5 separate regions of the Homo sapiens genome follow, and regions 1, 2, 4 and 5 are each linked to region 3. Evidence: chromatin loops called from intact Hi-C (ENCODE). Cell type or tissue: A673. All regions are shown on one strand.

The links. Hi-C counts contacts between places; a loop is a spot of excess contacts. Peaks named below come from ENCODE experiments on the same cell type or tissue, not always from the same donor. Only the 100,000 strongest peaks of a DNase experiment are listed, where the experiment ranks them.
Region 1: a loop joins it to region 3, with 4 times the contacts of the local background. A loop is called at or near these places in 11 of 110 quality-filtered maps.
Region 2: a loop joins it to region 3, with 4 times the contacts of the local background. A loop is called at or near these places in 15 of 110 quality-filtered maps.
Region 4: a loop joins it to region 3, with 2.7 times the contacts of the local background. A loop is called at or near these places in 32 of 110 quality-filtered maps.
Region 5: it touches region 3 in a loop (5-fold over the local background); 7 of 110 quality-filtered maps call a loop at or near these places.

What each region holds. Positions count from the first base shown.
Region 1 is chr13:37,047,683-37,052,682 of GRCh38, forward strand. SUPT20H (SPT20 homolog, SAGA complex component) reads right to left here. Exons shown (of 26, transcript NM_001014286.3): 2 at 3,806-3,901; 3 at 882-917; 4 at 196-254. The coding sequence starts at 3,808. Among named protein-coding and RNA genes, the nearest start is that of SUPT20H, 9.5 kb to the right of the region's middle. In A673, a CTCF peak has its summit at 2,323; no DNase peak of the experiment used is centred here.
Region 2 is chr13:36,848,975-36,853,974 of GRCh38, forward strand. It overlaps SMAD9 (SMAD family member 9), which reads right to left. Exons shown (of 7, transcript NM_001127217.3): 6 at 4,445-4,701. Among named protein-coding and RNA genes, the nearest start is that of RFXAP, 32 kb to the left of the region's middle. In A673, a CTCF peak has its summit at 2,007; a DNase peak (open chromatin) is centred at 2,027; H3K27ac peaks cover 1,164 bases.
Region 3 is chr13:36,417,538-36,422,537 of GRCh38, forward strand. No RefSeq gene overlaps it. Among named protein-coding and RNA genes, the nearest start is that of CCNA1, 12 kb to the right of the region's middle. In A673, CTCF peaks have their summits at 3,000 (motif pointing right) and 3,203; DNase peaks (open chromatin) are centred at 734 and 3,054; H3K4me3 peaks cover 1,099 bases; H3K27ac peaks cover 2,538 bases.
Region 4 is chr13:36,979,341-36,984,340 of GRCh38, forward strand. All of the region lies in intron 6 of ALG5 (ALG5 dolichyl-phosphate beta-glucosyltransferase), which reads right to left. Among named protein-coding and RNA genes, the nearest start is that of ALG5, 17 kb to the right of the region's middle. In A673, a CTCF peak has its summit at 2,032 (motif pointing left); a DNase peak (open chromatin) is centred at 2,001; H3K27ac peaks cover 2,641 bases.
Region 5 is chr13:36,478,273-36,483,272 of GRCh38, forward strand. No RefSeq gene overlaps it. Among named protein-coding and RNA genes, the nearest start is that of CCNA1, 48 kb to the left of the region's middle. In A673, no CTCF peak of the experiment used is centred here; DNase peaks (open chromatin) are centred at 2,059, 2,669 and 2,989; H3K27ac peaks cover 4,839 bases.

The DNA of each region.
Region 1 (5,000 bases), 630 kb after region 3:
AATTTTCACATTTTTGCCTCAATTTCCCAAAAACTGGGGTGGAGCTGAATATAGTAGCTAACATCAACTTAGAAATTCCTAATACATGCAAAGAACCTATAAAATTTCTAGCTCAGTCCCTACGAGGAATGCAATAAAAGGTAGCTATCATCATATTTCAATGAATCTAAGATGTTACCAATTAATTATTCATACCTTCCACTTGATAGGTATTTCCTTTTAGGAGGTCTCTGTCGGGCACTTTCAATGACATACTAAAAAACAAAAGTTTATGAGAACAGCTTGCTTTTTGCTTTTGACTATGAACAACTGTATTGAGTATATCTAAAACATACGTAAGGCTAAAAAGGCTATTCACTTAACTCTCTGAATTACATCTTGTAGGAAAAACTACTTAACATCTAAAGATAAGTTTCAAACAAATGAAATTTGAACTGCACCACGATTTAGCAGAGTATTTCATTGCCATAAGCAAAATCATAGTTTCACAACCATGACTTCACAGGTCAGAAATATTATCAATATATTTTATGGTTGTTCAAAATATGCTTACTGTATGAAAAATTGTATACTGTATACCTTAGCTATTTTTTCCTTTGAGTAATTAGAAAACTTGTCAAAACAGGAAAATACAATTTTAGAAATTCTATATCCTTCTTCAAGTAAGTTTTATTCTGTAACATTATTATCTTGAGGATTCCAAGTAACAGGTGATCCAAATATCACCTGGTATTTTTATATATTTACAGCAAAATGATATGCATACTTGTCCTAAAATAGTAATGTGCTCCTTTAAAAATCACATACAAAAATCTCTTAAAACTGAGCTTTTGTCAATTAAAGACAACACTATTTCAATATGTAACTTAGTCACACCTCACCTCTGCACGATCCAAAGCTAGTTCTAAAGCTTGTTGCTGTAAAAAGTAAATAGTATATTTGGTAATATTAGTTATTTCCACAAAAAAATTTAATATACATTTAACATTTCTAATGTTTTCTAAAACAGGTCTAATATATTTTCCTTTATTTGTCTCCTCCACTCCACTCTATGATCAATATATATATAACAAAGAAAAAATATGAGTCTTGGGCACCTGATTACTAACAACAAACTAAATAAGAATGCTTACACGGTCTCTCTGGTCAGTGTTTGTGAGGCTAATATAGGGGAGGTTTGGATATGGCAGCTATCATCACTTCATAGACATTAATTTTTAAGAGCACCATTCAAAAAAATATACTGGCCATAAAGTATACAATCAAAATGAACCAAAGGCTAAACTCTCCTCATCTGCTAAAAATCTTGAAAATTGAGAGTGCGGTTGTACTGGCACTTAACATTAACTTAGAAATTGCTAATATATTAATGAAAAAAACCTACAACATCTCTAGCTCAGTGCCTAGAAAGAATAAATGATGGCTATCATTGCCATGTTTCAATGAATTCAAGATGCCATTGAAAGCATGCATCATTATTCTGCATAACATTAAGACAGAAAAAAATATGCTATCAATTCTAAGATATTCTTGAGTATCAACTCATCATCAATTCAGTAATATTAAAATATAAAAGAAAATGAACCTCAGAATTGATGAAATATATTACTGTTACTACATGTAAGGTTTGAGATCTACTAGTAGATCCCTATCCGTTCATTTTTTAGAGACGAGGAAAAAACATGGTGAAGCTATGCTATGTCTTCATTTGTAAAGCCATCATTTCTAAAGACACATATGAATAAAAGTACTAGGTTCTAAACAAAATTAAACATGGCCAGGCATGGTGGCTCATGCCTGTAATCCCAGCACTTTGAGAGGCTGAGGCGGGAGGATCACCTGAGGTAAGGAGTTCAAGATCAGCCTGGCCAACATGGTGAAACCCTATCTCTACTAAAAATACAAAATTAGCTGGGCGTGGTAGCACGCGCCTGTAGTCCCAGCTACTCAGGAGGCTGAGGAAGGAGAATCACTTGAACCCGGGAGGCAGAGGTTGCAGTGAGCCCAGATCGTGCTATTGTACTACAGTCTGGGCAAAAAGGGCAAAACTCCATCTCAAAAAAAACAAAAACAACAAACAAATAAAACAAAACCCAAATATACCACCAGTGGTTTTCTTTCTAGTTTTCTGTTTTATAGTCTTTTTCATTCATAATGATAGTCATTTTTAAATTTTATTAAGAGGCACAGAACTTTCAGTTTTTATTTAAAAGGACTTAAATTCTTCTGTCTTATTTTGCAGATTCCAATACCTCAACCTACCAAATTGCATGTGGGTAAAAACTCCTACCACCCACCAAAGTCCCAGGAGGGTAAGGGGGAAAAACAAATACTGCCACCCTTTGGAAATCATGGGAACTTTTAAGTGACCACCTAGTCCTAAGGATGGAGAATTTGTATAATTCCAAAAATAGTGGGCCTTCTTGCACTGTTCAATAAAAAACCCACATTATCAAATATCTAAATATGATAAGTGAACAAAGTCTGAAATCTGCCATCTTTTCAAAACGTTCAGTTATAATAAATCTACACTAATTTGCTTTGTTAAAAAATCTTGGCCAGGCACTGTGGCACATGCCTGTAATTCCAAAGCTTTGGGAGGCCAAGGTGGGAAATCAGGAGTTCAAGACCAGCCTGGACAATATAGTGAGATTCTGTCACTACCAAAAAAAAAAAAAAAAAAAAAAACTTATAAGAAGCGGATTCCCAATGAAACTGGTTCCCAGGATTCAAGTTAAGATTCCTGACTCCCATTTTCCCTGATCCCATGTTCCACCATGAAAACATAATTCTGTACATATACACTTCACAAATACAGAAGGTTCTTTTAAATTTTGCCCATAAAATTTGTTTGTATCAAAAAATTATAATAAACAAAATCAAATATATATAGTCTAGGACAATTTTAAACAGCCAGTCATCTCAAGTAAATATTTCATCTTCTGAAATTAAAACTTCAAAGGGTCTAGTGAGACATGCATACATACATAAATAAAAGCATCATTCATTCATTATCTCCTTCAAAAACTTAAGAGGAAAATGATTAGGTAATATAGATGCAAAATACAAGGTGTTGTCAGAACCCCACTGTGATACTTCTACTTTTCTCTAATAGGGGAGGAGTAGATAGGCAAGAACCAAGAGGAGAAGGAAGACAGATGTTTTCTGAAGTTTGTGACGCAGAATAGGGGTTATCTAAATAAATAACATGGTGGTCAATGTTCATTTATTCTCTGTCAAATGCTGCTGCTTCTTTAAAACATTAAAAAGTGTTTTTCTCCCTTAGTCTGTCATTTCTTAATGGCAAAAGTTAAATGCCTACTCCTAACTATGTTTAGTGACTGTAAGTCAGTGAACAGAAATGTGCCATTAGAAGATTAGCACTGATGCTGCCTGAAATACGTTATATGCAGTTAGCAGGTTACATTTGTTTTTAAATTTTAATAAAATCTAAAGAAAAGCTTTAAAATACGAGAAATCTATACTCCCCAAAACTATTTGTATTTATACCCATCCTCCTTGCCAACGATTTGGAATATGGCAAAGTAGATATAGGTAAATATTTTTAATACTTCATAAATACAAGCACAGATAGATGGATGAATGTGATCACTGTAACACTGATTAGTGAGCAATATACTTTATAGAGAAGACTTTGCAATGGGATTGCTAAGTAATTTCCCAGTTGGGATAACCTGTACAGCTTACAAGAGTATTTCTATATCTACCATACAAATATCTTTATGAAGATGAAGGAAGAGAACATTCTAAAACACAAATTTGAACATACTGAGCTGAAGCTTACCATTATGGCATAAAATAAGGGTCCAAAAGAAGAGATAACTTATGTACGCTGATGAAGTGGGGTGAACACCATGCCTTTAACATCAATCTTACAGTACTGAAAAGCAAAAACAATAAAACCCCAATATTAACATAAGGCTATTAAGAGAAAAAAAAAGAGATTACATATTTCATAATTAACAAGGAAAATTACTTATATTTTTAAGACATACATATTTTTAAGACACTTTTTAATAATGAGTAACAATAAAATTCATGTACCACAACCTATCCACTCACTGCTGAAAAGTAGTTTCAACTAGGAAAGGCAAAACACACTTGCCAAGTTACAATTATTACTCCTTTTCTCAAAAATACTTAACATCTCCAGAGAGAAAAAAAATACATTTTTTAAAATCTCTTCTCTATCACTACTGTTGCTATTCTCATTTTTCCTTTGAATTATTTTAATAGCTTGCCCACTGGGCTTGATCACTATCCAGTTCACTTTACAAATCACAGATATAATCATGTCTGCTGATAAAAAATCCTCTTATTAATAAGAGAGGACACAAACAAATAGAAAAAAAATCCATGCTCATGGATAGGAAGAATCAATATTGTGAAAATGGCCATATTGCCCTAAGTACTCGTAGATTCAATGCTATTACCATCAAGCTACCATTAACTTTCTTCACAAAACTAGGAAATACTACTTTAAATTTCATGTGGAACCAAAAAAGAGCCTGTATAGCCAAGACAATCCTAAGCAAAAAGAACAAAGCTGGAGGCATCATGCTGTCTGACTTCAAACTATACAATGCTACAGTAACCAAAACAGCATGCTACTGGTACCAAAACAGATATACAGACCAACAGAACAGAGGCCTCAGAAATAACACCACACATCTACAACCATCTAATCTTTGACAAACCTGACAAAAACAAGCAATGGGGAGAGGATTCCCTATCTAATAAATGGCCCTGGGAAGACTGGCTAGCCACATGCAGAAAACAGAAATTGGACCCCTTTCTTACACCTTAACAAAAATTAACTCAAGATGGAATAAAGACTTACAACATAAAACCATAAAACCATAAACCATAAAAACCCTAGAAGAAAACCTAGGCAATACCATTCAGGACATAGGCATGGGCAAAGACTTCATGACTAAAGCACCAAAAGCAATTGCAACAAAAGCCAAAATTGACAAATG
Region 2 (5,000 bases), 430 kb after region 3:
GGTCAACTCTCACACCAACCAGATGCCTTCAGATGAATCCAAATCAGTGCATTCCCTCAGGGTTCACAACTGAATACTCGGATCTAGAGAGGTTCTGGCACTCCAGTCACACGGGAAGCACTGAAAAATCATTTTCCCTTCCACAAAGGAAGAAACTTGACCTTTTGTTCACCCCTTCATGCCCAGGACAGTGTCTTGCACAAAATGGTTACTGCAGACCAGTGACTGGACCTGAAAGTGGTAAAGACAGAACTGGAAGGCGCTCTTGGTTTTTCAGGGCTCATTATCAAAGCTTGCTTATTCTCTCTCTCTCTCTCTCTCTAGTTCAACTGGCAATTTCCCTTTTATCACCATTCAAAGGAGAGACAGTTAAAATTTTTTTTTTTAATTTGCATATTTTTCTCTATATGTTATATATCAATGAAAGGATATTTAAAAATGAAGGGAGATCACAGCCAAGTAAATCAGTTCTGTGACTGGGAGCAGTGATTCTCTGTAGAGTTTTTTAAAACTTGGATTTCAACACAACCATGCTGCCTGATCACATTTTACTTTCATGACTGAGAACCTCAAGTGGACCTGTGATGTCCCCGGCAGTCACAACCCACCCCCCAGTCCCTTCTCTCATGTCCCCCTCCTAGGTGATCGCTCCTCCCCACTAAAACCTGCAACCCCTTTTTCCCTGTCCATACCTGCAACTGATATTTATTTTGTATTTTAATGAGAAAAATGAATACATCAGAAATAAGTTTCCACAGGACCTGCATCCACATACTTGGCCTTTCTACCTCTTACCACAGATTAATTATTTGTGTTTCCAAATAAGCTGGTCCACCCATTAATGCACTCTCAGACCTGCCTTCCCAGAGACATCATTCCAGCAAATCTTCCCCTTCTCTCCTGCAATCTTTTGCGTCTACTATATCATTCCCGTCAACATATGAACACACTGAAATGTCTTCCACCTTCAAGATACTTCTCCACCCCCCACCAGCTACTGCCCTATGTTTTTATCCCATTTCTGGCAAAAACCCTCAGAAGAGTCATCCATACTAGCCATCTCAATTTGTCTCCTTCCATTCTCTCTTAAATCCATTCTGATCATCATCTCACCCCAGCCGCCAACAAAACTTTTCTTGTCAAGATCAAAAAAGGCCTTCATATTGTTAAAATGAATGATCAGCTCTCAGCCTTTGTGTTATGTGGGCAGCATTTGATTTAGTTCATCACATCCTCTCATCAATGCACTGTCTTTTCTCGGCTTCCAAAGCACCACACTTCTTGGTCTTATTACTACCTCACTGGTTGGTCTTTCTCAGTTTTCTTTGCTGATTCTGTCCCTTCTGTCCCATCTTTAAATGTTGAAGTGTCCCAGGGCTCAGTCCTAGAGCCCCCTTTCTTATTTATTTATTTTAATTTTTTTGAGATGGAGTCTGGCTCTGTCACCCAGGCTGGAGTGCAATGGTGCGATCTCAGCTCACTGCAACCTCTGCCTCCGAGGTTCAAGCGATTCTCCTGCCTAAGCCTCCCAAGTGCTGAGATTACAGGCACGCGCCACCACGCCTGGCTAATTTTTGTATTTTTAGTAGAGATGGGGTTTTGCCATGTTGGCCAGGCTAGTCTTGAACTCCTGACCTCAAGCAATCCACCCACCTTAGCCTCCCAAAGTGCTGGGATTACAGGCATGAGCCACCACGCCCGGCTCTTCTCAGTTTAAACTCAAACCTTTGGTGTTCTCATCCACACTTAGGGAGTTAAATACGGTCCCTTTGCAGACAATTCCCAAATTTGTATTTCAAGCCCAAACCTCTCTCCCCGAATCCAGACTCTTATATCGAACTGGCTACTCAGCAACTCCACTTGAATGCAACGGACATCTCAATTACACCTGCGTCTTCTCCATCTTGATTGAAGGCAACTAACTTCATCTTCCTCTTTTTCTCCCACGCCTGATCCGCCTTCACAATTCAGAATCCTTCCACTTCTCACAGCTGTACTGGATCCCTCCAGGTGGGGGCGACTCTCACCTGACTATTACTATAGCCTCCTAAGTGGTTTCCCTACTTGCAACCTTGCCTGTATAATATCTATCCTCCACACAGCAGGCAGGGCGATCCTTTAAGAATAGAAGTTAGATCATGAAAATGCTCTGCTCTGATCCCTGCAAAAGCTCGCCACCTCCTTACAGTCACCGCTGAACTCGTAGCAGAGGTTCAGGAGGCCTTGCTATGGTTCCCTGCGGCTGCTCTCATCTCACTTCCCCTGCTCATTAGGCCCCAGCCACACTGGCCTGCCTGCTCTTCAGAGTTTCCAGGTGTATGCTGTTGCCTTGCTCTTCCCTCTTCTTCTGCTCTTCCTCCAGGGGTCCCTGGGCCTAGCTCCATGTCTCCTTCCAGTCTCTGCTGACCTGTCACCTTTTCAATGAGGCCCACCCTCATGTGCAGATGACTCCACTGCCCCCGTGCTCCAATTCCCTTCACCCTGCCCCCAGACTTTCTCTTTCCATCCTTCTTCTGTGTTTTGGCTGTTGTTTATTATCCATCTCTCCTTCCTAGAATATTGGTTCCCTGAGGTCAGAGATCTGTGAGTAAACATTGGCATGTCCCACGTGCCTGGCCTGCACATGGCAGGTGCTCAATAAACATTTGTTGACTGACTAAGTCCTAGAATCAGTAAAAATCAGAGCTGAAAGAAACCTTAAAGAGATCTGATCCATCAGCCCAGTGGTAGCTACAGCTGCTCATCTCAAATGTTAAAAAAAAATGATCTATAGTTATATTTACTATGTATTTATTTTAAAAGTTCCTGCAGTATTAGGAACAGTTTGTCTTCTGTGTCAATTGTGTAGCTTTATGAATGTAAATGCTGCCTATCTGAGAAATGTATCTAGTTATTAGGAAAATCAGATTTCTATATAAGCTTATATTTAATCAGAGTGAAATAATTACCTATGAGATATTGGCATTTCATCCTAATTTTAAAAACACAGACCCGGAAAAAAAAAAAACTGTATGATTCAAATGATGCCCTCTGCCGTTTCTAAAGCAACAGAACATTTGAAAAGATTTCGAAGTTATTTGTTAATATAACTTTATAATATATGCTTTCAAAACACTAAATTTGAATGAAACTGCTTTGTCACCATGAAAGAGAAATAATTTCAAGCAGCTGTTTTTTAAAATTGGAAACTATATTGTTCTTACTTTTTAAATAATTACTAAAGTGATAATAAAAACATAATTTGAGTATAGAAAAATTATTTGTCATGGTAATTTTAAAGTGCTAATAAAATTTACTTTGAAAAAAATGCCTGGAACAAGCCATGCTGATTCCCTGGATGGAATCATGGCAGTAAGAAAACTGTCACACATACCCCGATACTTTGATAAGCCCATATTTTGAAATACTAGACTCATTTGCGAGTACTTTGCAACAGACAAAATAGCAGGTGATGAAACTGAAGGCTTTCACTTCCATATACAAACCCAGTTGTCTTTCCTTCCCACTAAGAAACTTCCTTGGTTCTCCAGCCTTCATAGCAACCTTAATAAGATTCGATATGAGAAATTCAACAAATATTCATCAACAGAACATATACTGCTCTCTGAATTAATCACACCCGTTTCTATTCCAAATTGTTTATACCTTTATAACACTACTTAGTTTATTATCTTGTATTAGAACCAACCCTGCCTATTTTTGTAGCTTATTCATAAATATTATCTCCTCCATGTGCCTGTATGCTTTCTAAGAGTAAGGAGAGTATCTTACTGAATTCAGATAAATTCACCAACATTCACTGAGTGATAACAGTGCTTGGCAATTGGAAGGATGGAAAAAATCTCTGTTGCACTAGTCCTGTAAAATTACTGTTGTTACTTTATCATCTGCATTAAAAACAATCAAATAGCCACCTTGTTTTTCCTCAAAAGTAATGTGTAACAATTTTCATATAATTGCTAAACAAGACAGTTTATACTCAAAGAGGAACTCCTCCTAAAAACAATAGAATTCAAAAAAATTGGTTTTGGGCTGGGCGCGGTGGCTCACGCCTGTAATCCCAGCACTTTGGGAGGCCAAGATGGGAGGATCACAAGGTCAGGAGTTCAAGACCACTCTGGCCAATATGGTGAAACCCTGTCTCTACTAAAAATACAGAAATCAGCCAAGCGTGGTGGTGCGTGCCTGTAGTCCCAGCTACCCGGGAGGCTGAGGTAGGAAAATCGCTTGAACCCGGGAGGCAGAGGTTGCAGTGAGCCAAGATCATGCCACTGCACTCCAGCCTGTGTGACAGAGTGAAACTCCGTCTCAAAAAATAATAATAATAATAAATTGGTTTTGTCTATCAGAATTGACCGCACAACTGCCTGCCACATCAGTCAGGGTGCTTTTTTGTTTTGTTTTTCACTGAACATTTTATAACGTGATAGCAAGCACTCCTTACCTTAACAAAACTCATCCGGATAGTACACATCTTGGTCAGTTCATACACGACTTCAAAGCCGTGGTGAACTGACTGGGCCAGGAGCTGAGCGAAGAGCTGGTTGTTGAAGACCTTGAGGCTGCAGCCGCTGGGGATCTTGCAGACGGTAGCTGGGTGGAAGCCGTGTTGATAGTTGCAGTTCCGGCTCTGCACAAAGATGCTGCTGTCACTCACGCACTCGGCATACACCTCTCCCCCGACGTAGTACAAGTGCACACCTGCAGACACAAAAACACAGCCTTCCTTCACATGCCCTTTCATAGCGTGCCTCTCCCACTGATTCCTGAAACCCTAGGAGATGTGACTCTCCCATCAGGTTGTCAGATCACTGATCAGATGAATGAGATGTGTGACCTAAATGCCGCTTAGTTTAATGATAATCTGTGCTTTTTCCACAAATCCATTTAAAAGTGGATCGCAGCTGGGTGCGGTGGCTCACGCCTGTAATCCCAGCACTTTGGAAGCCCGACGTGGGCAGATCATTTGAGGTCGGGAGTTCAAGACTAGCCTGGCCAAC
Region 3 (5,000 bases):
CTATTTCTCTTCCTCTTTTAGTAACTGTGCCTGCTAGCTTCAGAAAAAAATTCTAATTTGTTATAAATAATCTTGGACTTGAAAGCCAAAAAAGTCATAGTTCTAGCTGTATATCTTCCATATTCCTTGTAATTGTGAGGATTTCTCCCAGAAAATTTCTACTTGAAAAACTTACCATCTTAATACTTAATGTTATTCTCATCACAACTCCAGAATTTTTCATCACAATACAGTATGCTTGCTTTATTAGGTAAATAAGTATATAAAGGAAAGCACTCTGGAATCTATCTATTGAAAAGTAAGTCTACACAATTAAGTAAACTAGTAATAGAAATTTTTGGTTCTAAAAGTGAAACTGTCCCTATAAATTTTATAAAATTACTCAGGAAATAAGGGAGGTGGAGAAACAAAACAAAAATAAACCAATCTTTCGGCATAGTCACATTAATCATTAGGTCAGCCTGCTCTTTGACCAGCTTCCTTATAATTGTTTGCTGCTTAACGTTCCAGAATCACTAGACCTTGTCATAAGACTATCGTTTTTCTTAACTGCTCTATAGATAACAGAAGCATTGTGAAATATTGAGTTTTCAATTTGAGATATGATTTCAGTTCCCCTGTACCAGTAAAACTACTAACACCAGCTGCTCTGAAGGATACCACAAAGAGCTGACTCACCAAAGAATGCAGTTTCCACATCCTGATGATTTCATGCCCCTTACCCTAACCAATCAATGACTCCAATTTTCCAGCCCCTTACTCTCCATAATCCCCTTAAAAACTTCAGCCCAGAACACCTCAGGGAGATGGAGTTAAGAGTCTCCTCCCATCTTACCACTGGTCTGCCTCGTAATCATTAAACTTTCTCTGCTGTCTCAGTGTATTGGTCTGAGAGCAGGCACATGAACCTGTTAGTCTAATAACAATAGTATCAAAACGCAGAACTGTGAGCACACTGCTGCGTAAATGATCTATTTCATATTTTCCAGAAAGCAGATAGGCAGCTCATTGTATTCCAATAAGGCTCATTTACACAAATAACGGGTCTGTTAAGTCACGAAGCAAGAAACGAAGCAACATATCTCAGATAAGGATTTATCTTGGGTGCTGATGAAGCATTGTCTGAGGAATGAGGATATCACAAGTCTGAATGTCAATCTGAGAGGCAAATTCTTAAATTATGGAAGGAGGGTATGAATTTGGTCACAAAATTTAACATAACAACTTTAGTAACAAAAATGAAGCTTAAGCGACAATTTACACTACTATTATATAAGTAAGTCTAGCATTCAGCATATTTAAGTAGGTAGTATATCTATAAAGTTAAATGATAAAAGTTGGGTTAATTTGCCAGGTTAGCAGAATCCAGATTGATCTTTTAGCTGTTCTTGTTCTACCTCTGGACTATTGCATGATCTTGGAAAAGAATGAACAGTTTTTTAACAAGGAAGATGTAATTTCTGGACGAACTCTCCTTGTTCATTTATAAATGGATCTTCCTTATAAATCACATGATGAAGTAGTTGTTTCTCAAAAAAACCTCTACATAGATGGTTTCATGTCATCATTTATTGGTACACTTTATCCTAAATTATGGTATAATAACTTAGGGGGAAGCTAGTCAAGAAAAACATACACATTTGCATACACAGTAGCAGATCTAGACTAATTATGATCACTCTTAATGCGCTATGACTGTTCTCAACTACCACCTAGTCTATCCTGCATTAACCAATATGGTAGCCACTAGCTGCCTGTGACTACATAAATTAAAGATTCAGTTATTCAGTTGCAATGGCTTCATTTCCAATGCTCAGTAGCCACATGGCATAGGAAATGTAGGTATACAGAACATTTTCATCACTGCAGAAAGTTTTTTATTGTTTTTGTTTTTGTTTTTGAGACAGAGTCTCACTTTGTCACCCAGGCTGGAGTGCAGTGGGGGAAATCTCTGCTCACTGCAGCCTCCACCTGCTGGGTTCAAGTGATTCTCGTGCCTCAGCCTCCCGAGTAGCTGGAATTACAGACGTGCACCACCATGCCTGGCGAATTTTTGTATTTTTACTAGAGACGGGGTTTCACCATGTTGGCCAGGCTGGTCTCAAACTCCTGACCTCAAGTGATCCAGCTGCCTCGGCCTCCCACAGTGCTGGGATTACAGGCGTGGGCCACCGTGCCCAGCCAGAAAGTTCTACTGGATAACACATTTAGCTTGAACTTGCAGCTTGCCATGATAATTGACTTCTTTAATAATTTTTTAATTATTCAGCAATTAATATTTTTATTATAGGAAATTTAGAAACTACAGATAAACCAAATGAATTCAATTAGGATCAGCTAATCCTGCGATGCAAACAGATAACTACTTAATATTTCATATTTATTTTTGGTGCTTCTTCCAAGCATATAAAAATTTTAAGTGAAAATCCAACATACTAAACTTACTGTTTTTATACTTTATCTCATAAAATATGTTATGAACATTTCTGTATGTCACTTTTTCTCTACATAATTTCACATGACTCTATAATAGTTTTTCAGAATACTGCTGCATAGTTGTCACTATAGACTACTACTGCCCTATACTTCATTTAACAAATCCCTTCATCTGAAACATACAGATGATTTTTAATTTCTCTATTATAAAAAGCTCTATAGGTGAACCTATTTATGATTAGTTTCTTAGTATAAATCCTAGAATTAGAATTCATTAGTGTTAATTTACTTCTGAAACGTCACTTTGAGAAATTTAATTTGATGGAAATAGGTCTGAACCAAGGTTTTCTCACCTACATAAGACAGGGATTAATGAAATGATCTCCAAGTACCCTCCTAGCTTTTCAGATCTAAGAATTTTTTCAGTGAGTGACAAAATATGAAATTCCTAAGAAGGAAGAAAGAAAAAAACACATAGGTTTGAAAAAGCAATTTAATACATCAGATTTCCTCCCTCATACACGTACAATAATGTCATGAAAGCAGCAATTTCGGGGCTGGTAGGGGAAAGATATGACCACCAGGTGGCAGCAGTACACAAAGTGCTTTGTGTGGTGCTTGGACAGGCTGGCATGTAGGAGTGTAGGTGGGGGTGAAGCCCAGGGCTCTTGGAGACCTTCCAGAGACCATGGCGTGGGGCCACCACCCAAAGGGGAAGAGAGCAAGGGAACTCCCTGGGGAGTGGAAAATCAGAGAAAGGGGGTTACCTGGCTAGGTGATGTCCCTCAGCCTCACGATGTGGGAGGCTCTGGGTCAGAGAGTTAGGAAGAACAGCACGGACTTGGGTCTTCCATAGCCTCAGGGTCTGGCATATCTAAGGCTAACAGATGTCGGTGGAGTTTCTGGGGTAAGCAAAGCAGGCAGGCTCTGAATGACTAAAAAATATGCTTTCTTGGGCCATATTTAAAACAATTGGCTGTACAAGAATTTGAGTTTGCTGCCGGCAGGCTTTTGAGCCAATGGTCTTGGTCAGTAATGAAGAAGTAAGCCACATAAAACCAATATAGAGAGGCCATCTTTTTCTCATTTTTGGAACAAGCATAACTTGCATCTTATTGTTCAATCACTTAATCAACAAACATTTATGAAGTGCCTACTATGTTCTGAGCACTATGCCAGGAAAAGAGCTTGCAAAGTTGAGGAAGATGTCATCCATGACGCTAGGGGACTCACGATTTTGGAAGAGGGCCTTTTGAATGGGAGAGTGGGACCCTGAAATGGTAGACAGGAAGCTGTTGCTCTTTCCCTCTTCGTGGGTTTTCCTAGAATAGCTGTCTAACTACTAATAATTATTTTACAGTGGGGGTACATTGTATCAAATGTATTACAATCAATCTACTTTTATCTCCAACTCCATAATCAATCTCTGTTAATAAGGAGAATTCATTATTATCAAAACTCATACATATGTAGGGATGGAGGTGGAGGGAAATGTGGCAGTTCTGGGCAATTATTAGAAAAGACTTTATGATTAAGATGTCTGAAATCAAACTTGCTCTTCACTTTCTTTTTCCTCAGAATTTAGCTAATCTTCTGGCTCCACTATCCTGTCATCAACCTGACCTAGAAATTGCAAAATATGTTTGTCTCCATCTTCTCCTTCAAAGCCAGCATACAGTCAGTTGCTAAGTCATCTAGATTCTGTGGTCAGAGTGACTTCACTGAACCTCCTGTTCTTTCTGTGTTCAGGGCATGATCCTGTTCAGGTCATCATTTCCTCTAGCAAGTGTTTCCTGAACATCTCCTACTCCCAAATCCCAGGCTACTCATTGCTCTCAGATGGTTCTTCTATAAATATAGCTCTAACTTCATCATTCCTCTGTTCAAAAGTGCCACAGCAAACTCCTTATTCTAGCATTCAAAAATACTACAGGACATTATCCCAATGTTCCTGATTGTAAAGTGTATCCTTTACTATAATCTCAGGTGTTATAGGACATCAGCATAATCCAAAACATGTTTTATAATCATCTTCTCAGAGTCTTTACTTATGCAGAACTCTTTTCCTAAAATAGGTTCCCCAAACCCTGCAGATCAAAACCAGATCCAGATTTCAAGGCTAAACACAAAATCACCATTTTCAAGAAACCTTTCCTCATTTCTGTAATTAACTGAAAACATATGTGGCTTTTAACCAGAACTTTCTCTGGACTTCTTAGAAAATTTTTACTTCACTCTAATTACCTTGTGTTGTGTATTTGACTAAATAAGACTAAAGTCTCCTAAAAGACTAAACTTTGCATAAGACTCTTTGTTACTCATTTATGCAACTTCTGTGTCTATTATTGGAATAAATGAAAATGTGTTGTGCTTTTCATATACACAGAGAACACTGTACTTCAGGTGGACTTTTTTTCACTGTTGATCAGGCAACGTGTTCAGTAATGGAAACTGATGGATGAAAAAAGATATTCTTTGTCAATAAAAACCAAAAATAGTAATAAATAATTCTGATATCATGGATAGAGCCACCAAGCTGCCTCATTCAGTCAGAAAAAATATTA
Region 4 (5,000 bases), 560 kb after region 3:
TAAAACAAATGACTTTGGAGGTTGAGTTCTCTTTTGGAAGCCTGCTTTTCTACCCATATATTGAGAGGGTGAAACAAACATACCAGCTTCTTAGACTTGCTCACATGGTCCACAAAAAAAGGGAGAAGGACTAACTGTCACATTCTTTTAAGGAACCAAACCATGCACGCAGATATGAATCATTGGTATACAAAACTAGAACTGGCCAAGGATTACTATATTAGAGATAGAAGAGCATTCAGGGTCATTAGTAAGCAACCCAGCACTCCAGACTGAGTTGTGCGTGTAGTTAAGATCTGCTTCCTATGGTTCTTCTTAATGTAATTTTTCTCCGTATCTTTTTCATATCCATTAATTCTAGTCATCTGTGGGCTTAAAAAACTAAAAACTCAGCTTGTTAGAGCTATGTCTAAATCAGAATTTAAGGGCCAGGCGTGGTGACTCAGCCTGTAATCCCAGCACTTTGGGGGCCAAGGAGGGCTGACTGCTTGAGGTCAGGAGTTCAAGACCAGCCTCGGCAACATGGTGAAACCTCATCTGCTAAAAATACCAAACAATTAACCAGGCATGGTGGTTTGCACATGCACTCTCAGCTACTCGGGAGGTTGACACATGAGATTTGCTTGAACCCTGGAAGCAGAGGTTGCAGTGAGCCAAGATCGCATCACTGCACTCCAGGCTGGGTGACAGAATGAGACCTTGTCTCAAAAAATAATAATAAAAAATAAATAAAATAATTTAAAACCTAAGTCACAGCCTGAGAAATGACTCTATGATCATGAAATACACACTTTTTAGCATTTATTTTGCCTGTTAGGGATTTTTGATTCTATTTAGAAAAGTTAAGCAACTGAACAAGTGATCATCATATACTTTGGGATTATTTTTTGAAAAAATTTTTTATTATTTTTTGAGACAGAGTCTCTCTCTGTTGACCAAGGTGGAGTGCAGTGGCGCAGTCCCGACTCACTGCAACCTCTGCCTCCCAGGTTCTAGTGATTCTCATGCCTCAGCTTCCCGAGTAGCTGGGCTTACAGGTGTGCGCTACGACACCTGGCTAATTTTTAGTAGAGACGGGATTTCGCTATGTTGGCCAGGCTGGTCTCATACTCCTGGCCTCAAACGATCCTCCCACCATGGCCTCTCAAAGCGCTGGGATTACAGATGTGAGCCACTGTGCCTGGCCAGCATATACTTTGCTTAGAAAAATTACTAAAAAACAAGCATATTTTTAAAAAGAGGTAGACTAACTACCAGTTAGGAAACTGAAAATCTGAGAGGAAAGCTTTGCATATTAAAAAACAAAGATGTGGGAAAAGAAAATACAAGTAAAATATAAATGAAAGTTTTGGCTGAGCGTGGTGGCCCATGCTCCTAATCCCCACAATTTGGGAGGCCGAGGCAGGCAGATCACTTGAGGCCAGGAGTTTGAGACCAGCCTGGCCAACACAGTGAAACCCCATCTCTACCAAAAAACACAAAAAATAGCCTGGCGTGGTGGTGCGTGCCTGTAATTCCAGCTACTCGGGAGGCTGAGGCACGAGAATCGCTTAAGCCCAAGAGGCAGAGGTTGCAGTGAGCTGAGATTGAGCCACTGCACTCCAACCCAGGTGACACAGGGAGACCCTGTCTCAAAAATAAAATAAAATAAAATAAAATTTTTAGTATGAAAATGTAAATGCCCTATTTTATTTGTATGTATTATACAAAGCTCTACTTAAATTATATACATGTAGTTTAAAACCTTACAGGAGCACTTATTATCAGAAAAGAAATTGTAGGCAACTTTTGTAAGATGACTTTGTATAAGAATCATCAGAACCAGAACATGTAACCTGGTTACTCTAAGAGGAAATACAAGCAAGTAGTAATAAATTTCTTTTTGTAGTCATTAAAAAAAAATCAGCTAAGAAAGAAGACATTAGAAACCACTGTAAAACGTACTAAAGAAATGACTTAAATGGTCAAAGCAATATTGTAAAAGATATTTAAGCTAATGACTGCCATCTAGTGAGACAGTCACGTAATTATAGGACTTGACTACAAAACCCACGTTCCTGTTTCATTATTTTCTGAACTATTTCAGTCGCTATTTTTATTAGGGCTTAGGGAAATACATGCAAGGCATGCTTATCAAATTTGTGGCTTAAATGAATTGAGAAAACAGCTATTGCCCTAAGATAGAACAAGAACCTACACTTTTAGACACAGAAATCTAACAAGTTGAAGTTGAGATAACTAGCCACAATTCCATTCCTGAAAACAAAGCAAAAGAACACAGAAAGAAATCCACACCAGTATAGAGATGGAGAGACAAAGTTCAAAGGCAATGAACAGGAAAAAGAGTTGGCAATACCTGTACGAAGTAACAATGTAATGTGGAAACCAAATCCACACGAACAGACACATCTTCAGTGGAAAATTATAAGAAAAAAATATGCTATGTTTAAAAACTGTAAGAACTGGGCCAGGCGCAGTGGTTCATGCCTGTAATCCCAGCACTTTTGGGAGGCCGTGGCTGGTGGATCACGAAGTCAGGAGATAGAGACCATCCTGGCTAACACGGTGAAACCCTGTCTCTACTAAAAATACAAAAAAAAATTAGCCGGGCATGGTGGCAGGCGCCTGTAGTCCCAGCTACTGGGGAGGCTGAGGCAGGAGAATGGTGTGAACCCGGGAGGCGGAGCTTGCAGTAAGCTGAGATTGCGCCACTGCACTCCAGCCTGGATGACAAAGCGAGACTCTGTCTCAAAAACAAACAAACAAACAAACAACAACAACAAAAACCGTAAGAACTGACAGCCTAAAACAGAGAATACACATGGAAAACAGCTTTGACTCTCTGAAGGGCTGTCACAAAGAAGTGGAGTAGATAATTTTGTGTAGCTACAGAAGACAGAAACAATGGAAGGGGGTGATTAAAAGGAGACATATTTGCATTTGGTGTCTAGAGGAACTTCACAGCTGAGCTGAGACAGAATGAGCTGCTTAAGCATCACTAGAGCTATGCAGTAGAGGCTGAAAGATCACTAGGTAGTTGTAAAAACTTTCCAATATTGGATAAATGATTAAATTAGATTTAAGAGTCAGCAAACTATAGCCTGTAGCCCAAATCTGATCTGCTGCTTATTTGTGTAAATAAAGGATGTATTTTATCTATGTCTACTTTCATGCTACAATAGAGCGTTGAGCAGCTGCCACAGAGGCTGACTGGCTTTAAAGCTGAAATATTTACTATATGGTCCTTTACAGAAAAAGTTCTCTAACACCTGAATTACATAAGTAAGAAGATTTCTTCTAATTTCTCTATGCATGTCAACTTCAGAATGTAAGTTTTCTGAGAGCAATGACTGGCTGTTTATAAGCTTTGTCAGAACCATATTTTTCACTGGGTGGATCCAAAAACTATGAATTTTGTAACTTTAACCACCTATCATTTATTTGCCTCCTTTCCACCTCCTGCAAAGAGTATTACATGATGCATATTAATAAAACTTACTAAATTTAATTCAAATTAATTCAATTGAGCTGGGACACTTAAATAATTAGGGATACTTTAAGGTGCTGTAAAACCAAGGCTACGAATTAATAGCTTAATGATAATCACATGCTTTAATTCTTTAAAACTTAACATTTCTAGTAACAGTGTAGTAAATGGGATTATGATAAGGAAAAAATATGGCATCAGAACTCCTTTTCTTTACAGAGTAGTATAAAGGAACTAGATTTATAAGAATAAAGTTCAGATTTTTGTTTTATTGTTTGGTTCACTCCCTAACATCAGCAAAATCATTTAAATTATCTTTGCCCTACTGCTGAATGACAAAATCAGCTGCTAAAAATCTGATGCCTTATGCCCTCCCTCCCACTGAGTGACTCCCTCTAGAAAGATAATGCAAGGGAAATATTTATCAAGTTTCTCTTGGGGTCCTCTGGAGAAAATCAGGAAATCACACCAAGTAACTTTATGAATGAGATTTTCCTTTTAGCCTATCATGATTTACTAAGATGTTGGACATGAAATACTTTTTTAGTAAGAGTGAACTACAACATATCCAACAATAAATTCATATCATGTTATAAGCCAGAGAACTTTTTGTGATGATGGAAATGCTATACAACAAGCGGGGCATGGTGGCTCACTTCTGTAGTCCCAGCTATTCAGGAAGCTGAGGCAGGAGGATGGAGTTTGAGTCCAGCCTGGGCAACACAGTAAGACCTTATCTCCTTTAAAAAAAAAAAAGGTAGCTTTTAGCAACAAGTAATTTAAATGTGGCCAATGAAACTGAGGAACTAAATTTTCATTTTATTTAAATTTAAATAGACACATGCAGCTAGTGCTACTTGTCTGAAGAGCAATGGTATGAATATCTTTACAGCTAATTCTCTTAAGAATTATATTAGTTGATTCACTTAGAATCTTAAAAAAACAAAAAACACCTAGAAAAAAACAAAAAAAACAGCTAGAAATACAAGGGATGGGGATGGATGATGGTGGGGGAGAAATATACTTCACAAAGTGTGGAATTAAATAAATATTTATTTCTAGAAGGATATGCAGTGAGTTTTTCTGTAATTATTATTAAATTTGGGGGGGCCTTATATGTTTACCTTTTTGTGTTGTTTGGTTTGGTTTTTGCTATAACAGGATCTTAATAAATATGTAATAATATTCAGTTCTAAACTAGGTCTATTTCATTCATAGATAGTTTTACATATTCATCTTATTTTGGTCTCAATTTGTTTCCTTAGTTCTGTAATTTTTTTTTTTTTTTTGAGACAGGCTCTTGCTTTGTCACTGAGGCTGGAGTGCGGTGGGGCAATCACAGCTCACTATAACCTCAAACTGCTGGGCTCAAATGATCCTCCTGCCTCAGCCTCCTAAGTAGCTGGGACTAGACGCATACACCACCACACCCTGTTAATTTTTCTCTTATTTTTACAGAGATGGGGTCTTGTTATGTTGCCCAGGCTGGGCTCAAACTCCTGGCCTCAAGTGA
Region 5 (5,000 bases), 61 kb after region 3:
AAATAAAAGGAGCTTGAGTTGAGGAAGTATAAGAAATTGATAGGTTTTCTGTTATTTGTACAAATGATTCTTCTTTTCTTTCATGCAGTTGTACGACTCTAATTAAATAAATAAGAAACTAGTGAAATAAACTTTAACAGAAGGTCTAAACATAAGCAAATGTTGCATTCTGCAATATTTAATACATGCTTCTTAAAGCTGATATATGTACACATACATATGCACACACACACACACTTAATCTTTCTCAAGAAACAGGTTGTTTTCAGTTGCATTTTGAGAAGTGTATTATTGCTTTGCTCCATTACTTTTAGTTTCTTATTCTGTGTAGAACTATTTAAATAGGAAGAAATATACTCTTCAAATCATTCTGGTTTAAAAATTGTGGCTTAGAAGCAAGCTGGCTTCACTTCCCCCACAGAAAATGAATATATATATATATACCCAGTATTGAGATCATCACTAGCAATATCCCAGAACTCAAGTATAAAGATGAGATAGCTCCTGGGTCCACAATGAAGTTAAAAAACTTTAATTCGACAGTAAGAGAATTGGATTTCCCATATCTGTGACACCACTCCCCCATCCCCAATCTGCCCAGCATCAAGTATGTGGAAAATTTCCCCGACTCAAGATTTTGACACTTTGAAAAGTGAAAGCGAGGTGGACGATCAGCTTCCCCACCATCTTGGGTTCCCTGGCAGGAAAGCTGTCTCTTCTTCAATCCATAGGAAATATTATGAGTGCCTAAAAGGAGAAGTATTCCTGAAGACAGGCAGAGTCAAAAGGAGGAGGCAAGACTCCCATCCCCAGCCCTGGAAATTCTGCTTGTAACTCAACCAAAAGAAACACCAAATCAGAGTGGCTGTTCAGTAGCCATGCTGTAAAAGGTATGTTCCACAGTTCCTCTGGACACAAACCCTTAACTAGCCATCCCACACTACTGGAATATCCGTTTAAGCTACCCCCCATGTGAGGTGGGCAGTGCTCCAATCATTTACTAGAACTGAGTCAAATCACTAAGTTGCTGTCTCCTTTTTAGGAAAGACTGCAGCAGCAGCATCATTTTTCCTCACTTAGTGGGGGAAAATATTTAACAGGTAAATTATAAAGAATCTCTGAGCAAACAGACCCAATGAAAATGAAAGCAAGCAAGACAGAGAAAACTGGAATAAATAACTAAAACTTCAATGCGAAAATATAAAAGTATGTATGCAAGAAACAAAAGCAAACAAAATCATGACCTCACAAAACAAGAAACCAGTGATTGGCTGTGACAAGATGATGCTACATGAGTTCTCTGACCAAGAATTCATATTAACAATTTTAAAGGAAACTCAGTGATCAAGATAACATGAAAAGGCAATTCATAAATTTATTACATATTAGCATTATAAATTTAACAAAGAGATTGAAGTAATAAAAACAAATCAATAGAAATCATGGATCTGAGAAATACATTTGCCAAACTGAAAAATTTAATTGAGGCTCTCAACAGCAGAACAGATCAAGCAGAGAAAAGAATAAGTGAGATCTAAGACAAGCTATTTGAAAATACATAGAGAAGAAAAAAGAAAAAAGAATGAGAAGGAATGACAATTGCCTACACAATATAGAAAATTACTTCAAAAGGTCAAATTTCAGGATTATTAGTGTTTAATAAGGAGTTGAGCAAGAGCAAGGAGTAGAAATATTATTCAAAGAAATAATAACAGAAAACTTTCCAAAACTTGAGGAAGATGTAAATATCCATATAGGAAGGTCAGAGAACTCCAAACAGATCCAACCCAAATAGGACAACCAAGGCATATAATAATCAAGCTTTCAAAAATCAAAGACAAAGACAGTATCCTAAAAAAGCAATGGAAAAGAAGCAAATAACATATAAAGGGGCTCCAATTCTTCTGGCAACAGGCTTTACAAAGGAAACCATATTAGTCAGGGGGAATAAGATGCCATTTTGCAAGTGTTGAAAAAGAAAAAAACCCTGCTATTTAAGAATACTGTATCCAGCAAAACTATTCTTCAAATGTGAAGGAGAGATAAGGTGTTTCCCCAGACAAACAAAAGCTGAGATAATTTAATCACCGCTACTACCAGACCTTTCTTATAAGAAATGCTAAAGGAAGTTCTTCAGTCTGAAAAAAACAACACTAATGTGCAAAAAGAAAACATGTGAAGGTATAAAACCTACTGGTAAAAGTAAATACATGGACAAACCCAGATTTCTCTAGTACTGTAATTGTGACTGCAATCCACTCATAACTTTAGTATGAAGTCTAAAAAACAAATCTATCAAATCTAATGATAGCTATGCAATCTTGTAAGACACAGACAATATAAAAATATGTAAACTGAGATGACAAAAAGTCAAAATGTGGGTAGGATGAATTTAAAGTGTAGAGGTTTTTTAGTTTTCTCTTTGTTGGCTTCTGTTCTTTGTGATCTAAGATACGTTGTCATCTCTTTAAAATAACTTGTTATATCTATAAGATTTTTTTGGTAAGCTTCATGGTAACCACAACACAAAAACCTATAATAGATTCACTAAAAATAAAAAGCAATGAATTAAAACATACTACCAGTGAAAATAAATTAACCACAAAGGAAGGCAGTGAGAAAGAAAGAAAGGAATAGAGGAAGTTACAAGCAACCAGAAAACGGGCAACAAAGTGAGGGTGGTAAGCCCTTATTTATCAGTGTTAATGCTGAATGTAAATGGACTCAATTTTCCAATTAAAAGACACAGAGTGGCTGAATGGAGAAGGAAGGAAGGAAGGAAGGAAGGAAGGAAGGAAGGAAGGAAGGAAGGAAGGAAGGAAGGAAGGAAGGAAAAAGAAAGAAAGAGAGAGAGGCCACAACTCCTAATTGCACTTCCTCCAACCTTTCTCCCAACCACAAATCTCATCTCCTTAAATAGCACCAACACCATCAGCTGCTCAAACAAATTTTAGAAGTCATCCTCAATTCCTCTGCATTTCTTGCACAGTGAGCATGTTCTGCTCATCTCCTCCTGCTTGCCCTTCAAGTCAGCCTGCTCCTCCCCCTAGCCTGTGCTCCCACCACCAGCTCTCATTTGAATAACTATAAAATCCTCCAGCTTGCTCTATCTGCTTCAACTCTGTCCCCTGAAAGTGTTCAGTTTTGGTTTAGCTTCAAACATTAGAAATTTAATATTCCAAAGGATTCTAAAAACGGATTAAATGTGCCAACAAGAAGGAATTTTAATATGCATGCCATACCAGAAATAAATTGCTTTTCAATAAGATATAATCTCCAATAAAGTGCTTTTTCTTATGTCTGGCTAGAAGCCATAGACTCCGTCACTTTCTTCTCTTTTCAGAATCATATCTCTTTTCTGTTTTATATATTTTATTGATACATAATAAATGTACCCACTTTGGTAGGCCGAGGTGGGCGGATCACCTGAGGTCAGGAGTTTGAGACTAGCCTGGCCAACATAGTGAAACCTCATCTCAACTAAAAATGCAAACATTAGCTGGGTGTGGTGGCAGGCACCTATAGTCCCAGCTACTAGGGAGGCTGAGGCAGGAGACTCACTTGAACCTGGGCAGCAGAGGTTGCAGTGAGCCGAGATCATGCCACTGCACTCCTGCCTGGGCAACAGAGTGAGATTCGGTCTCAAAAAAAAAAAAAAGAAAGAAAGAAAACTACCAATTTTCAGGTATCTGTGATAATTTAATACATGCATATAATGTGGGAAGATCAATTCAGCATAATTGAGCTACTGATCACATTAAATATGTGTATTTTCTTTATGCTAGAAACATTCAAGTTATTCTCTTCTAGCTATTTTGAAATGTACAATTGATTATTGTTAAGTATAGTGACTCTACTGATTTATCGAACACTAGGTTTTATTTCTTCTTCCGTTTATTTGTACCCATTAATCAACCTCTCTTCACTCCTCCTTTCTCCCTACTTTTCCTATCCTCTGGTAACCAGCAATCTACTTTCTATCTTCATGAGATAATACTTTCTTAGCCGCTACATATGAGTGAGAACATGTAATATTTGTATTTCTGTACTTGGCTTATTTCACTTAATGTTGATTCCAGATTCATCCATGTTGCTGCAAATGACAGGACTTTATTCTTTTTATGGCTAAATAGTATCCTATTTTCTTTATCTATTCATCCGTTGATGGACAATTAAGTTGATCCTATAACTCTTCAATATATTGATTTCCTTTTTTTGGATATATATCCAGAAGTGGAATGAATGTACCACATGGTAGTCCTTGTTTCTTTCTCATCATTTGATTGATGATGTTTCTCATCATTTCTTTTTTAGCTAGTTTGTTGTTTATGTATAGGAATGCTACTGATTTTTGTATGTCGATTTTGTATACTGTGACTTCACTTATCAGTCCTGAGTTTTTTGGTGGAGTCTTCAGTTTTTTTCTGTATATAAGATCAAGTTATCTGAAAACAGGAACAATTTGACTTTCTCTTTTCCAATTTGGAGATCCTTTATTTCTTTCTCTTGTCTAATTGCTCTGGCTAGAACTTCCAGTACTATTTTAAATAAGAGCGGTAAAAGTGAGTGTATTTGTCTCGTTCTAATTATCAGAGTAAAAGCTTCCAACTTTTCCCCATTCAGCATGCTGTCAGTGGTGGGTCTGTCATCTATGGCCTTTATTGTGTTGAGATACACTCCTTCTATACCTAATTTGTTTTGAGTTTCTATCATGAAGAAATGTTGAGTCTTATCAAATGCTGTTTCTACATCTATTGAGATGATTCTATGGTTTTTATTCTTCATTTTGTTGATGAAATAGATCACATTTATTGACTCGCATATTTTGAATCATCCTTGCATTTGGGGGATACATCCCTCTTGATCATGGTATATACCTTGATGTGCTGTTGGATTTGGTTTGCTGGCATATGTTTTGCGGATTTTTGCATCTACCTTTATCAGGAATTTTGGCCTGTACTTTTCTTTTTGTTGGTGTGTCTTTGTCTGGTTTTGGTATT